Regions from separate parts of the Homo sapiens genome. Here region 1 is linked to region 2. The links are chromatin contacts, found by Hi-C in ENCODE. All regions are on one chromosome and are shown on one strand. The core of a region is the stretch at or near the end of the contact, and the rest is flanking DNA. Distances in the headings are between cores, read along the strand shown.

Region 1 (6,985 bases), core at 1,401-3,900, 3.6 Mb after region 2:
CCTCGCCTTTAGAGGGTCAGCTTGGTGGTGGTGGTGGTGGTTTAAGTTGCTGGGTTTTTAAAAGATTGAGTTTCATGTCCAAGGACTGATTCTACTTCATGGGCTGTTTTTGAAAACATTGCTAGAAACCTCTTAACTGAAGGCAAGACCAGGGGCAGCCTATTGCTGCGGAGTGCCCTGGGTTCAAATCCCTGCTCCCCAACTTACTGCGGTGGTGACTGTGGACATGTTGTTTAACTTATTTGAGCTTCCTTTTCCTCATCAGTAAAATGGGAAAAACAATGACCTCCCTCAAGGAGGGATGTTATTGAAGTTATTTACTTAAATCAGATTAGATTTATTTTAGATTAAAAGCTTCTTGCAAGCTGTGAAATGTTTTGCAATGTCACATATTATTATTTTTTTTTTTTGAGACGGAGTTTCGCTCTTGTTGCCCAGGCTGGAGTGCAAAGGCGTGATCTTGGCTCACGGCAACCTCTGCTTCCCGGATTCAGGCTATTCTCCTGCCTCAGCCTCCCGAGTAGCTGGGATTACAGGCATGCACCACCATGCCTGGCTAATTTTGTATTTTTAGTAAAGACGGGGTTTTTCTATGTTGGTCAGGCTGGTCTCGAACTCCCGACCTCAGGTGATCTGCCCGCGTCAGCCTCCCAAATTGCTGGGATTGCAGGTGTAAGCCACCGCACCTCGCCCCCCGCATATTATTTCTTTATGGTGTAGAACTCACTAATACTGCTAAAAACCCTTTCTGACAGAGATGGGAGTTAAGGCTTCTAAGTTCACACCCAGATTTCCACAGAGACCTTAGAGACAATCATAAATATTGCACAAAATTATATTGGAATATGAGCTCGGGGCACATAGGCTCTGGTGCCTTGTACTAGAAGCTTAGGTGAGCTGTTACTCTTGGCCATGTCCAAGCATTTGACTCAGAAGATGGTCGAGTCAGCAGTGTTGACTGTTAGCAAATCACCTAAGCCCACTCACATGGGGTGATCCTGGTACGTGTTGCATGGACTGAGTGTCAACTGCATGCTGAGTGTATGCCAGAGGGGGTGATCTCCTTGATCTTATTTACTTACCTACAGTACTCTGGGTACTTATGTATTTATGTTTACAGAGGAGGAGGCTGAAGCATTGAGGGGTCAGTGGCAGAACAGGAATCTTAACTCTGGTCTCTGGTTCCTAGTTCTCTGAGCTCTACCCCATAGCCCCTCAAGAAAGGATGGCCATTGTTGTCCTCATACAAAAAGCTATGACACTGCTATCATTATTCTCATTTGGTAAATGACAGAAACAAGGTTCAGATTACTTAGGTAAGTTGCTTTAAGTCTCAGGCTAAGGGCTGGAGCTGGATTTGCCACTGAAGCTCTACACCTTCTAGAATCTAGGGTGACTACATAATTTATCAAACAAACCAGGATGTTTCCAAGAGTGAAAAGGGGCAGCATTATTAATTATGGCCACTATTAATTACGGTCCTTGGCCATAAATCAGGACCGTCCAGGCAAACCTGGGTAATAGTCACCCTGCCTCTGGTCTTGATACCTGACCAAGGTAATGGAGAATTGGATCCGCCAGCTCATGTGCTGTTGCTTAAGTGGAAGGGAATGTGCAAATTATGTCCTGCTATTCTAAGTGAAAGGACTTGCCCAAGGTCATGCAACAAGTTGGCAATGTAATATTTTAAAACTGGACGAGATGTTGAAAACATGGTAAAGTTAGCACTAGAGCTTAATTAACTGGAGTATGAGTTAGGGAACATTTGGCTATGCTGATGTCTACTACTGAAGGGAAAGGAGGTGGAGGTCAAGGTCAGGTGTGTATGGAGCAGGTGGGGGTGGCAGTGGCAGGGCATTCACGTGGCTCTACTATGTCGGCACCATCATCAGGCCCTGTCCCTTTGAAGTCCGGGAGATGCCACTAGGCCCAGTGCAACTTGGATGATATTTAATGGCCAAGAGCAGAGACTTCTGGGACCTGACTTTTCCTGCTCTCCACTTTACTTTAGCTCTGGGCTTCAAAGGGACTATTGGCTGGGAGTGGTGAAAGTTTAGTGGATAATCCTGCTGAAGAATTTTGGAAGGCCTTGAGGAAGGAATTAAAAATAACAGTAAGCATGCCTTTTCTTTCTCTTTGATTGTGGTCAGTGCATGGAATGTGCCAGGGCCGCTGCGGAGCAAGCACGTGGCCCCGAATAACCCCTCCCTGCCAACGGAATTCTGCAGAGAACATGTAAGGGCTGTGCTGTTTCACTCCTGCTTTGGGCTCTCAGGGTTTGTTTCCGCGATCATCCAAACCTCATCCTCCTTCTCTTGCCCCAGATAATTTATTGGAAGTCTGGAGAGGGACTTGAGTTCTCTCAACTCTCCAACCAGACTGTTGCTGTGGGCGAGGCCATGTCGGGTGAGCTCCAAGGAGAGCAGTTGGAATGACAGAGAGGAACGGTTTCAGCCTGAGAAATGTGAAATATAAATTCAAACCAAACTTGGCACCTGTTTGGAGAGCTTCAGCTGATACTACAGTGCCCCTGTCGTTAGCCTTTGTGGCTCAGCTGGGTCTTATAAATAGAACACGATGCATTTCCCCTTTTGCTACCCCACAGACACGCGGAGGCATGTGTGGGGGTGGCATGGACAGAGAGTATTCATTACTTATGCTCCAGTGCATCAGATAGTCATCGTGGGAACTGAGCCCTGGTGTCATGGGGATGACTAGGCCATCTTGTGGGTAAGGCTGGAAGCGGCTTTTGAGTCTCCTGAGTTACAGCTCTTCTTACCCTTGCCAGCCTCCCTTCCCCAGCTGAGGCCCTCAGTCCTTCATGCCTGTGTGCCGCAGTAAGCCAGTTGGCCCCTTCCGTCGTGAGTCCATCCCACATTCTGTATCGGAGCCCAGCATTGCTGTATCAGGATGCTTTTGGCCAAAAGTGACTTGAAACCCAACAAATAGCTTCAATCATAAGAGGGCTTATTACTTCCACTAAGAAGGCTAGAAGCAGGAAAGTCAGGCATCAGAAGGTCTCAGGAGCCTTACATCTTTCCTCCTGGCCATATTCTCTTCAAGCTTGTCTCCTGTTGGTCCAAGGGTGGCCACAACTGTTGCAGATATTACCGTCTATAAACGTTGCATCCAAGGGCAGAAAAGGGCTCCTATTCCTTGGGGGTCTCTTTAGGAAGAAAACCTTCCCCGGGAGCCTCCTGGTATCTTGTTGGTCAGTATTGTATCACATGCAGTCAATGACAGAAATAATGGACCCTCAGAAGCCTCTCGAGGTCAAGGGCCCAGGCTATTCCTTTGACTCATCAGGGTGATTAGTATGGAGGTAGGTGCTTAGTAAATTTTATTTGGGTTAGTGCAAAAGTAATGGCAGTTTTTGCCATTGAAAATAATGGCAAAAACTGCCATTACTTAGGCACCAACTTACTGATTAATGTTTGTTGGTTGCTGGTTTCCTTCGCTAAGTGAGACTCCTGAACACTTACTGATGATGTCTTGCTGACTTCTGAGGACATGATGGTAAGTCTGCCCTCATGGAGCTTGCAGTCAGGTGGAGAGATAGTGCTATAATTGTGTTTGGAGTATCTCCTGAGTAGATTGTGGCAGTCTGGTAGCTTTGGAAGAGGTGTTAAATTGAGGCCCAAGGAGACAAAAGGACCTGAGAAACAGAGCAGGGGGACTGTCTGGGCCTCTGAATGCCATGCCCAGGGCCACACATTTTGTGATGCAAGCCAGGTTGTTTCAGGTTTCAAGCAGTTGCGATTTCTGTCTCCACCCCTCCACCAGTCTTATTTTCCTGTTGACAAAATGATAACAACTTGCCCTAGGGTTTGAAGTGGGGGCAGGGCACAGCGCTGAGAGCCTCCTCCCTCAGGGGAAATTTTCTAAAGTTTCTCACTGTGTTCTAGCTTCAAAACCATATGCAGTTTAATTGCATGTTTAGTATCTTTGTGCATCTCTCTTGTTTTGAATCTGCTGGAAACTTTCTCTGAAAGCATATATATAGGAAGACATAAAAATTCTATAAATGTTTAGTGGTTAAAAACAAAGTCCTGTCCAAATTATATAAAGTTTTGCCGTCGTCGGACGGAACTTTCTGCAGATAGGGAATACCCTTGAGTCTTCAGTCGCAAAGAGCTAATCACTAACTTCAAGTGTGCAAGTGCCCTTTCATTCCAATTCAGAGAAAACAGAGCCTGTCCCAAGGCCTCGTGTTTTGTTTTCCTATTGATCTAGGAGCTGGGATAACTTGGAACCCCAGGGAACATCTCAGAGTTAATTAGTTTTTTGAGGTCTTCTTGTTTTTCTTGCTTGATTAAAAGAGTTACAGTTTTTGCTCTGATTGTTTAAAAAAAGAATCTATCACTGCTACTGATCCAAGAGGTGAGGGTTGGCATGGGGTGGGCACTCCAGTAAATACGTAAGTTGTCTTCCTGCCGTCTTGTCCTGGTGGAGCAGAGAGAGGTGCCTTTGAGCATGGGCCTGGAACCAACAGCTACTTTCCTGGAAAATTCTTCAGTTTCCAGAAGCAGTGGCCAGGTGAGCCGGGGCATGAAACCAGACGAAGTTGCCGCAGTGCGAGGCTGGTTCTGTTTGCCTCAGTTCTGAAGTTAATGGTCCAAGTTCACCACTCATAGAGCGTCAGCCTGTTGGGGAGACGGAGGCCCTGACGGCCATGCCAGGGTGCCCCCAACCCTTTGTTTAACCACGGCTGTGGACCAGTGGTCTCAGATGTTTACCATCGCCTGTTTATAAGAGGGAAGTGTGGTCATATTTCTATCTCTCTTGTGGGCTGCACGGTTGCCTTACTGGGGTTCATGTGGGAAGTGGTTACCGTTAGGAGGAGGATGAAATAACAGTACTCACAAAAAGGCTTTGATCCAGGGATCTTTTTAAATGTCATCTTTTGGCCACTGTGTTTTTTTATTTTTATTTTTTGCTATCTGCTTTAACTTCAACGATGAGAAAATCAAACCATATGCTGGACATCATTCTGCCCAGCTGGGCTGAGTCAGAATTGCAGTTCAAACTACTTCTGCTCTCCCTGGGTTTCGTGTGCTTTCAATGTGGGGATATCTTCCAGATCTGCAGTTCTCCAGAGCTAGGGACCCCTCAGCTCCAGCTGCTCTCTGGACAATACCTGAACATCCCTACAATATCTGAAATTGAATGTTTGCCATTTCTTCTTCTTTCTCCTCACACAACCTACTCTGATGTTCATGATTACTGGAGCCCCCAGGTTCTAAAAAGTGTTGAATTAGCAAGTGAACAAATAAAATGAGACCCAAAGAAACTGTGATCTTAGCATCCTGTTTTCTGGGTGAGGTTGAGGGTCCTTGGCCTCTCTTGCTGGTGGAGATGGGCTTTATGACTTTGGGGAAGTCAACTTGACTTCCTGGGTGTTGGTCTTCTCTTCTACAAAATGACAAGCTTGAAGGGAGAATCTGAAAGAATCTGTGTATCCGTTCTCAGATTTTCTTTTTTTTTCTTTTTTTTTTTTTTTTTTTTTTTGAGATGGAGTCTCGCTCTGTCGCCCAGGCTGGAGTGCAGTGATGCGATCTCGGCTCACTGCAAGCTCTGCCTCCGGGGTTCATGCTATTCTCCTGCCTCAGCCTCCCGAGTAGCTGGCACTACAGGCGTCTGCCACCACACCTGGCTAATTTTTTTTTTTTGTATTTTTAGTAGAGACGGGGTTTCTTTGTGTTAGCCAGGATGGTCTCCATCTCCTGACCTCGTGATCTGCCTGCCTCGGCCTCCCAAAGTGCTGGGATTACAGGCATGAGCCACCGTGCCTGGCCAGTCTCAGATTTTCATGATAGCCCTCTGAACTCTCCTTGGCTTCTTGCCTTTGGCTGTTTTCTCAATGCATATATTTTCCTGGGGGACAAATCTAAGTTTTCATCTGATGCTCTGCCTTCAGAGGGGAACCATTCCTTAATGACCTATTTAATTGTATTATCATTGTTGTTTAATTCATCACATATTTACTGAGCTTCTTTTGTTGGTGGTGGTGCCATCAGACACAGTGGTCCAGGAGCTGCAATGCGTTGCTGATGAGGATGGTCACACATAGCTCTGCCCTCATGGAGCGTCCCAGGGTGAAATGAGACCTCCCCTGAGAACCGACTCCCAGGGTAGGGGAAATCAGTCTGCAGGCAAAGAGGAATTCAAATTTAGCCTGAAGCACAGGTTTTCTGTGCTTCTAGGCACCGGCTGCATTCCAACCGTAGTGCCATAAAAATACAGGAAGGAAGGGAAACGTGTTCACAGGTTGGTTAGAGATGTGGAAACCAACAATCAGCTCTCTCTTATCCGTAAGAAACTAGAATCTACTGCTGGCTTCAGTCCCTCAGACCTGCTGCTCAACAGAGTGCCCTTTCAAACCTGGGTTAGACTCTGTGCTAATGGCTTTTTTCATGAACCTCAGACAGCCGGAAAGTATATTCTTTGAGGATTATGATCGACTAGGATGCTCGGGAATCTTTAAAGAGAAGCACTATCTTGGCTATATTTGCCCTCAGTTGTTTTAAGGCCAGTGAGGAGACTGAGCATTTCAGAGGTGAAGCATTTAGAGGATGGCCTCTGAAAGCATACGGCTCAGTAAACAACTGACCCATCCTTTGTCACCGTTTTTGTCCAGCGGCTGTCACCATAGGGGCTCCTCTGGTGTGGAGGAGAGAGAATTAGAGGCAGCAGGCCTGGGTTCTAGGTCTGCCTCATTGTGAACCAGCTTCAGGACCTTGGGTGAGTCACTTTTCTGCCCTGGCCCCTGGCTTCCTCTTCTATAAACTGAAGGTGTTGGCTTAGCAGGATTTTAAAGTTTCTTCCACCTTAAAAACTCTGATTCCTGCACTTGCATTCAAAGAAATGACTCTATTACTCATTTGAATAGTTTCAGAATCACTGTATAGTCAACTCTGGACTAGAAATGGGGGCCTGCAGTTGAGGACAGGATGGAAAGAGGTTTGGGGTTCAGGGTGGGCTGTGA
Region 2 (6,352 bases), core at 3,853-6,352:
AGGAGTTCAAGGCTGCAGTGAGCTGCGATCCTGCTCCAGCCAGGACGAAAGAGACCGTGTCTCAAAATAAATAAATAAATAAATAAATAAAAGTTGTTTGGTGCTAGAGCCACACTGTTTTGCTTAATCTGTCAGTGCTTTATCTGCAAAGTGGGTCTTTAAACAAGAAAACCCCCTCATCTCCTTCATAAAAGGAGATTTCAATGATAAAGAGGAAAGCGTTAAAAGCAGTATAAGTCAATATGTTGATGATGCGGTAATTACAACAATGGCACCGAACATAAATCTTTCTTCAGTTACTCAGAGGCTTGTCTGTGTCCTGTGGTCACTAAATGACTCCATTATTCGGAACTTTGGCTTCTCCTGTGTAATACTGCAAAATCATTGACATGACCATGTGCATGAGGGGTGAAACCTTACCTCTTTTGATAAAAGACCAGTTACTGATTGTGTAAATTTGTGCAATTATTTAACATTCTTTGAACTTTAGTTCTCTCACCAGTAAAATGGAGATGATAATATCCACCTCCAAGGTTTTGTTTTTGTTTTTGTTTTTTTGTTTTTGCATTGGTAGGGGGGAAGGATTAAAGAAGAAATAAAAACCATAGTATTTATTGGGTCCCAACAAGTTGCCACAGTATCAGACACCTAGTTGGGACCCAATAACATGTAAGTTTCCGTTCTCAAATAGTTGAGGTCCTTTCTCTGAATACTTAGGGGACCATATCATATAATTATTGCTGTAATCACTTTAAAAAGGAGCACTTCCAACAACATTCAGTGGACAAATTTTTTAAGATCTGCTATTGCTGAACTAGGTGCTGAAAATCCTCAGATGAAAAAAAAAAAACAAAACACCTATTCCCAAGACAGACTGAAATGTGAACAGAAAATAACAGCACCATGTGAGAAGTGTGCTTGGGTGAGTGACGGAGGGCTTCCCGGAAGAGGCTATGTGCTTCATGGGGAAGGAGTAGGAGCAGACCAAGTAGAAGGGGACCAGACAGGGGAGGACACGGAGGTATGAGGAAGCACAATTTCTATGAGGGGACTATTTGAAATACTTCTGTAACAGTTAAAAAAAAAAAAGTTATAATAAAAGGGAGGGGCCAGGTACCTGTGAGAGCAGTGGGTTTTGGATTTTTTCCAAAAGGTGGGGAACCACTGAAGAATTCCAGCAGGGAGATGATGTGAAAGGGGTAAATGGGAAGTAGTGGGGAGAATGACACCACCAGTATTCCTGAGTGGGGAAGTGAGAGCTGGGTGGTTGGAGCCCACACCCACCCCTCTCCATTTATTTAGTCATTCAACAAATAGTTACTGAGGGCCTGCCACCTACCAGGCTGTATTCCAGGGGCTGGAAATCAGGCAACCAACAGCACTGGCAAGATCTTTGTTCTCATGGAGACTGACAATAGATAAGCAAGTAAACATGCAAGGAAATATTAGATAGGTGCCACTAGGAAAATTAAACCAGGCAACAGAAGAGTCTCTGAGCGGCAGCGGCCCATTCCCTGCCCCCAACACTTACCAAGCCTCCTCTTGATATAACTTTGGTTTCCCAAGGAGGCGTTGCTCCTAGAACAATCTCTATGGTAAATATTAATAATTAAGCCATCTCTCGGAGTGTTTCCAATGAGCCTTCCCTGGGTGAGGATAGTCAGAGCTAGTTTTCCCCAGGGCCTGGTCTGCCTTGTAATTGTTGGTTAAGGACCATCAATTCTGCCAAAAGTCCTAAGTTTAAGGTTTTAGGAAAATCGCGGCAACCTTGAGACCTTTCCTGAAGTGGTTCCCCTGCAATATATGACCTTGCCCTCCCCTCACTACCGACCCCACTTCCATGTATATACACAATTATCCTTTAGGAGAGAAACATTTGATAGTACGGTTGCAATTTTGCATTCCTCCCCTTTGAAAAATGCAAACTTTTAGAACAGGCCCGCCGCTTCGGGCAGGTTTTGCCGCGGAAACCACCCTCCCTCCCCGCCCCCGGATGTCCAGAGGGCTGGGTGGGGAATCCCGGGAGCAGCGCACTCAAGAGCACGGGAGCTGGAGGCTGGAGGCTGGCTCGTCACCATCAGGGCTCCCTGGGATGTAAGTCAGAGCTCCTCAGTGCCAGAGGGATGCGGGCCAAGAATAAAAACGCGAATGTTGTATTAAATGCAGCTGAAGAAACGAGGGACTGAAAAGGCAGATTTCCCAGTGTGCCTCATGGTCTTCCCCCATTTGACTCATTTACTCACTGCGGGTTTCTTTTTCTCCACTCTTTTCTTATTATGGAAACTTTCAAAGACACAGGAAAGTTCACTATTTTAGGGAAATCTAGCAAACGCCCCAGGAGGGCCTCTCTGATTTTGCCCAACTTCTCTGGACTGCCTGATAGAGCTTGCCCTCTGGGGACTATCACAATCGGGACTAAATTAGGGCCCCTGCTCCCAAGGGTTTTTATTCTAGCTGGGGAGAGAAGTCACTAATGGAAACTTTTTTTTCCCTTAAAATAGCTTACACCTTACAAAGCACTTTCACATTCCTGATTCCGTTAAAATCATAAAGCTAGAACTGAAAGGAAATTTAGAGATCATCTCTAGGGGTCAAATATTGGCAAATATTGGGCCACCTGCTAGGCTCTTGCCCATGGTAGACATGGCTAACATACCGCACACTCACCCGTTCATGTCATGTATTCACTTACTTATCAGACATCCTCCATGTTCTACATTGCATGTTAGAAATAAAGCAGAAAACCAGACAGACTTGTTTGCTACCTTATGGACAAACAAGAGGAAGAGAGACATTAAACAAATAATTACACGCATGAAGAGTGTTTTTAGGCCGGGCGCGGTGACTCATGCCCGTAATCCTAGCACTTTGGGAGGCCTAGGCGGGAGGATCTCTTGAGCCCAGGATTTCGAGACCAGCCTGGGCAATATAGGAGACACTGTTTTTTTTTTTGTTTTGTTTTTTGTTTTAAGTGTTTTTAAAAGCCGGTGTTGGGGCAGACAAGGACATCACACACTGGGAGGTACCCTGCGGGTGGGAAAGGGTCGGGAAAGACTCCCTCAGGAAGTGATGTTTAAACTGAAGTCTAGGGGATTAGGAAACGGAGTCTCTGAGAGGGTGAAGAAATATTACATACCAGTATGAAGCATGGCCTGAGTGAGGTCATGCTCCAGGGCCGAACAAGGGGTTATGGATGCTAAGTGGGGGTGGGTGTCCGGAGGAAACAGAAGGTTGGTGGAGCAAGGCCTTAAAGACAAATAGGTTGACATGGAGAGATGGGTGGAAGAACTTGAGCCAAGGGCAGATATTATTGTTTCTCCTCCTCCCGCTTCCCAGGGAAGCAGCTCTCATCTAGTGTCAGTAAAAACAAATACAAAGTTATAATTTATTGGCCACCTAGTATGTGGTGGCAATTTTCATGAATTCTCACATGTTCCTTGCGAGACAAGTATTCTTCTTCCAGTTTTACAGATCTAGAAAAGGCTTGGAACGGCTAGAGACGCTTGCTAAGCCTGGCCGTCAAGTAGGCAGCAGAGCTAAGATTTGAAAGCATGCCGGCCTGCCTTCCTAGGCAGACGCACTTTCCACAACGCATCACTGCCATAAAAATCCCAGGCCGAGGCTTGCTCTAACAGCAAATACCACTTGGAAAAGGACAGATCTTTGAGGACCCAGAAATACTTCTGGGGAAAGGATGAGCAGAGGTGCCCCCGGTGGGTGGATACCATTAGGCAGAGGTCTATGCGGAAGAGGCCGACTTGTGGCGTGGGAGGTAGGGAGGAGTAAGAAGTGATTGACGGGGCGTCCCTGGCTGCTCTAGGACTGCATTGCGGGGAGGTGCCCGGCTCTAACCACTGCCCGGCCCGGTTAATCATTTCCTGACCTTCCTTCCTCCTCTCGCTCTGGCCGCAGGATTGCCACATCAGTCTTCCCCCTCCTCCTGCTCGCCTTCTGGCCCCGAGGCTCCTTCGCCGGGTTTTACAAGGAGCCCCAACTTGGAAGCAATATTTGTAATAGCCCCGGACGTCCTCAAGTGCCCCAGTGAGATCGCAGGCTCGATCCAGGGTATGCCGGCCCAAGCGGCCCCTTGAGGCTTGCCCTCTTCTCTAATCCCTCACTAAAAAGAGGTCAGAGGGTCAGGGATCCAATCTCCATACAGATCAACAAGTTACAGACTCGGTTTCCCCCTGCGGTAAAAAGGGGATGGTAACAGCTGGTAGGGTGTTGCGAGGCTTAAATGCGGTATGGGAAGTGCCTGGCTGGGAGACCTTAGGTATCTAACAAATGCTAGATCCCTTCCCTTCTTATCGCCTGGTAATGGGGAGTTTAGCTTGCCCAGCAATCCCAGGCTACGTTTATCTCACTTGAACTTCCTGGCTTGAAAGTCCTACGATGTGCTGGAGGTAACGCAGATGGTGAGTCACAGTGACAGGATTTGAACGTGGGTTCATGGGCGCCCCTGCGGGCCCACCCACGCAGCATCTAGGTGGCTGGCTAACGCCACGTGTTCAGAACCTAGAAAGGGCTACGGATCGCACCTGCCGCAAGGAGCCTAACGCTAAGTCGGGCGGGACTGCCCTGGCACCCATGAAACCCGCTGCCCGCCTCCCCCGGGGCCAGGCCCTTGGCCTCCCCAGCTTGTTTCTTCGTGTATAAAATGAGGGCCACGGTGCCTGTCTGCCCGAGAGGTTTTAAAGTTCTTCTTTACACTTTGCGGAGCGGCCGGATTTTTACCACGAAGCCACCGAGTAGTCCGCACCACATAGGTTCAGTATCCTCCGCCCACCGCAGGAAACGCCGCGGACGGCCCGGGGTGCCCTGCTCGGCGCCCCACCCTTCCCGGGGCCGGGGAAGCGGCGTGACTAGGAAAGTCACTTCGGAACACAGCCGGACTCTGCGCCACCAGCTGGAGCTCGCCGGGACCCCACCCCGCGGGCTGGGCGGGGGCGGACCCGGGGGCGGGGCGGGGAGGGGCCGGCCTGGAAAGGCGGAAGCCTCCAGTCTAGGGGTGGCTGCAGAACCCGGATCTCGGAGTTACACGTTCTACGGAGCGGGGCGCCGGGAGACGGCGGGCGAGAAAACCCGGCGTCCGGAAGCCCGTGCTTTCTTTGACGCAAGGGCTCGAGACGCAGCCGCCGTCGGCCGAGCGCCCGGCTAGAAGCGACACCAGACGGAGCCTCCGGAGTTCCTCCGCCCCCACCTCGCCGGGTCCTGGAGCCGCAGTCCTCCCAGCTGCCCTCCTCGTGGCCATGGAGTGTCCACACCTGAGCTCCAGCGTCTGCATTGCTCCGGACTCAGCCAAGTTCCCCAACGGCTCCCCGTCGTCCTGGTGCTGCAGCGGTGAGTGCGGCCACGGGCCGGCCCCGCAGCGCACCCGAGGCCGCGGCTCTGCCGGGCCTGCCGTCTAGGGGCCGCAGGCGGCCGGCGCGCGGACTCGGGGAGGGGCGAGGGCGAGCCGGGCCCGGCGGGCTGGGGAGGGTACGCGATGAGGCGGGCGCGTGCGGGAGCGGCGGCGGCTCCTTTGTTTCCCGAGGCCCGACGGCCGGGCCAGCGAAGGAGAGGGCCGCGAGGGGCGGGAGTCCGCGGAGGCCTCGAGCGCGTGGGGGCAGCGGCAGGCGGGGACCCTGGCCAGCTGCGTGCGCCCTTGCCCCGCCCTGCCGTGGCCGGGGGCTGTGCCCGTCCGTGTTGCGGGGTCGCCTGTGGGGCGGGTGTCCGGCCCCCGAGGGGCGGCCGCACGTGTGGCGGGGCCCGCGCCGCGCTTCTCCGCAGACAGGGCGGGAAGAGCGCCGCTCTCCGGGCGCAGCTTTGTCTGGGCTGCGGGGCGCGCGGGGCTCCTCTCCTCCGCCGAACCCGGCCCGGGTTTCCTTTCCCTTCTCCGCAGGCTCGGGCACCTCGAAACCCCGAGAGGCGCTGGGAGCTCGGGCGGCGGAGGTCGGGGTCTTTCATCCGTCAGGGATGGTGAAGTTTGAAAACAGGCTGCGGGCTGAGAAGCTCGGAGGCTGAGCCAACAGCTGCTTTGGAGGGGACTGCTCGAGTTTGTTTTTCAGACCTTTTGGGTTGTCCGAAAATGCGTTGGGATTCCCAGTTCCTGTGTTGTGAAACACTTATTAGATTTATATAAGGCTTTTGAGTAGCTTAAGCGTTTTAACTCCTGCTGGCCCCCTTGGAAGCCCCAGTGCCCTCTCATTGTCTGCTCTAAGCGACTTCTTAGGATCGCACCGGCCACACGGCTTTGCTTACTTCCTGGTAGGGCCCTGGTGCCACCGCTAGTCTTTGTTTATTAGCTTTGAGATGGTCACTGGTATCTTGGGTTATATTAATAGCGTACAATTCGAATTGTGCACTTCAGAAA

The links. Hi-C counts contacts between places; a loop is a spot of excess contacts on that map. Pooled maps may share reads with other maps.
Region 1: a pooled map shows a loop between it and region 2 (9-fold over the local background). The contact joins the enhancer-like site here to the promoter of USP3 in region 2. A Hi-C loop is called at or near these places in 2 of 37 single-sample maps with no recorded cell type and 6 of 50 pooled maps.

Annotation. Positions count from the first base shown.
Region 1 is chr15:67,078,586-67,085,570 of GRCh38, forward strand. All of the region lies in intron 1 of SMAD3 (SMAD family member 3), which reads left to right. Among named protein-coding and RNA genes, the nearest start is that of SMAD3, 16 kb to the left of the region's middle. RefSeq lists enhancers at 3,618-3,757, 4,515-4,634, 5,105-5,184. Within about 2 kb of position 2,651, at least 33 of the 41 ENCODE cell types and tissues checked have a DNase peak (open chromatin) inside an H3K27ac peak, as active enhancers do.
Region 2 is chr15:63,499,491-63,505,842 of GRCh38, forward strand. USP3 (ubiquitin specific peptidase 3) reads left to right here and starts at 5,103. Exons shown (of 15, transcript NM_006537.4): 1 at 5,103-5,340. The coding sequence starts at 5,250. RefSeq lists enhancers at 3,383-4,176, 3,655-3,704, 4,177-4,969 and silencers at 4,695-5,034, 5,385-5,494, 5,565-5,764, 5,835-5,914.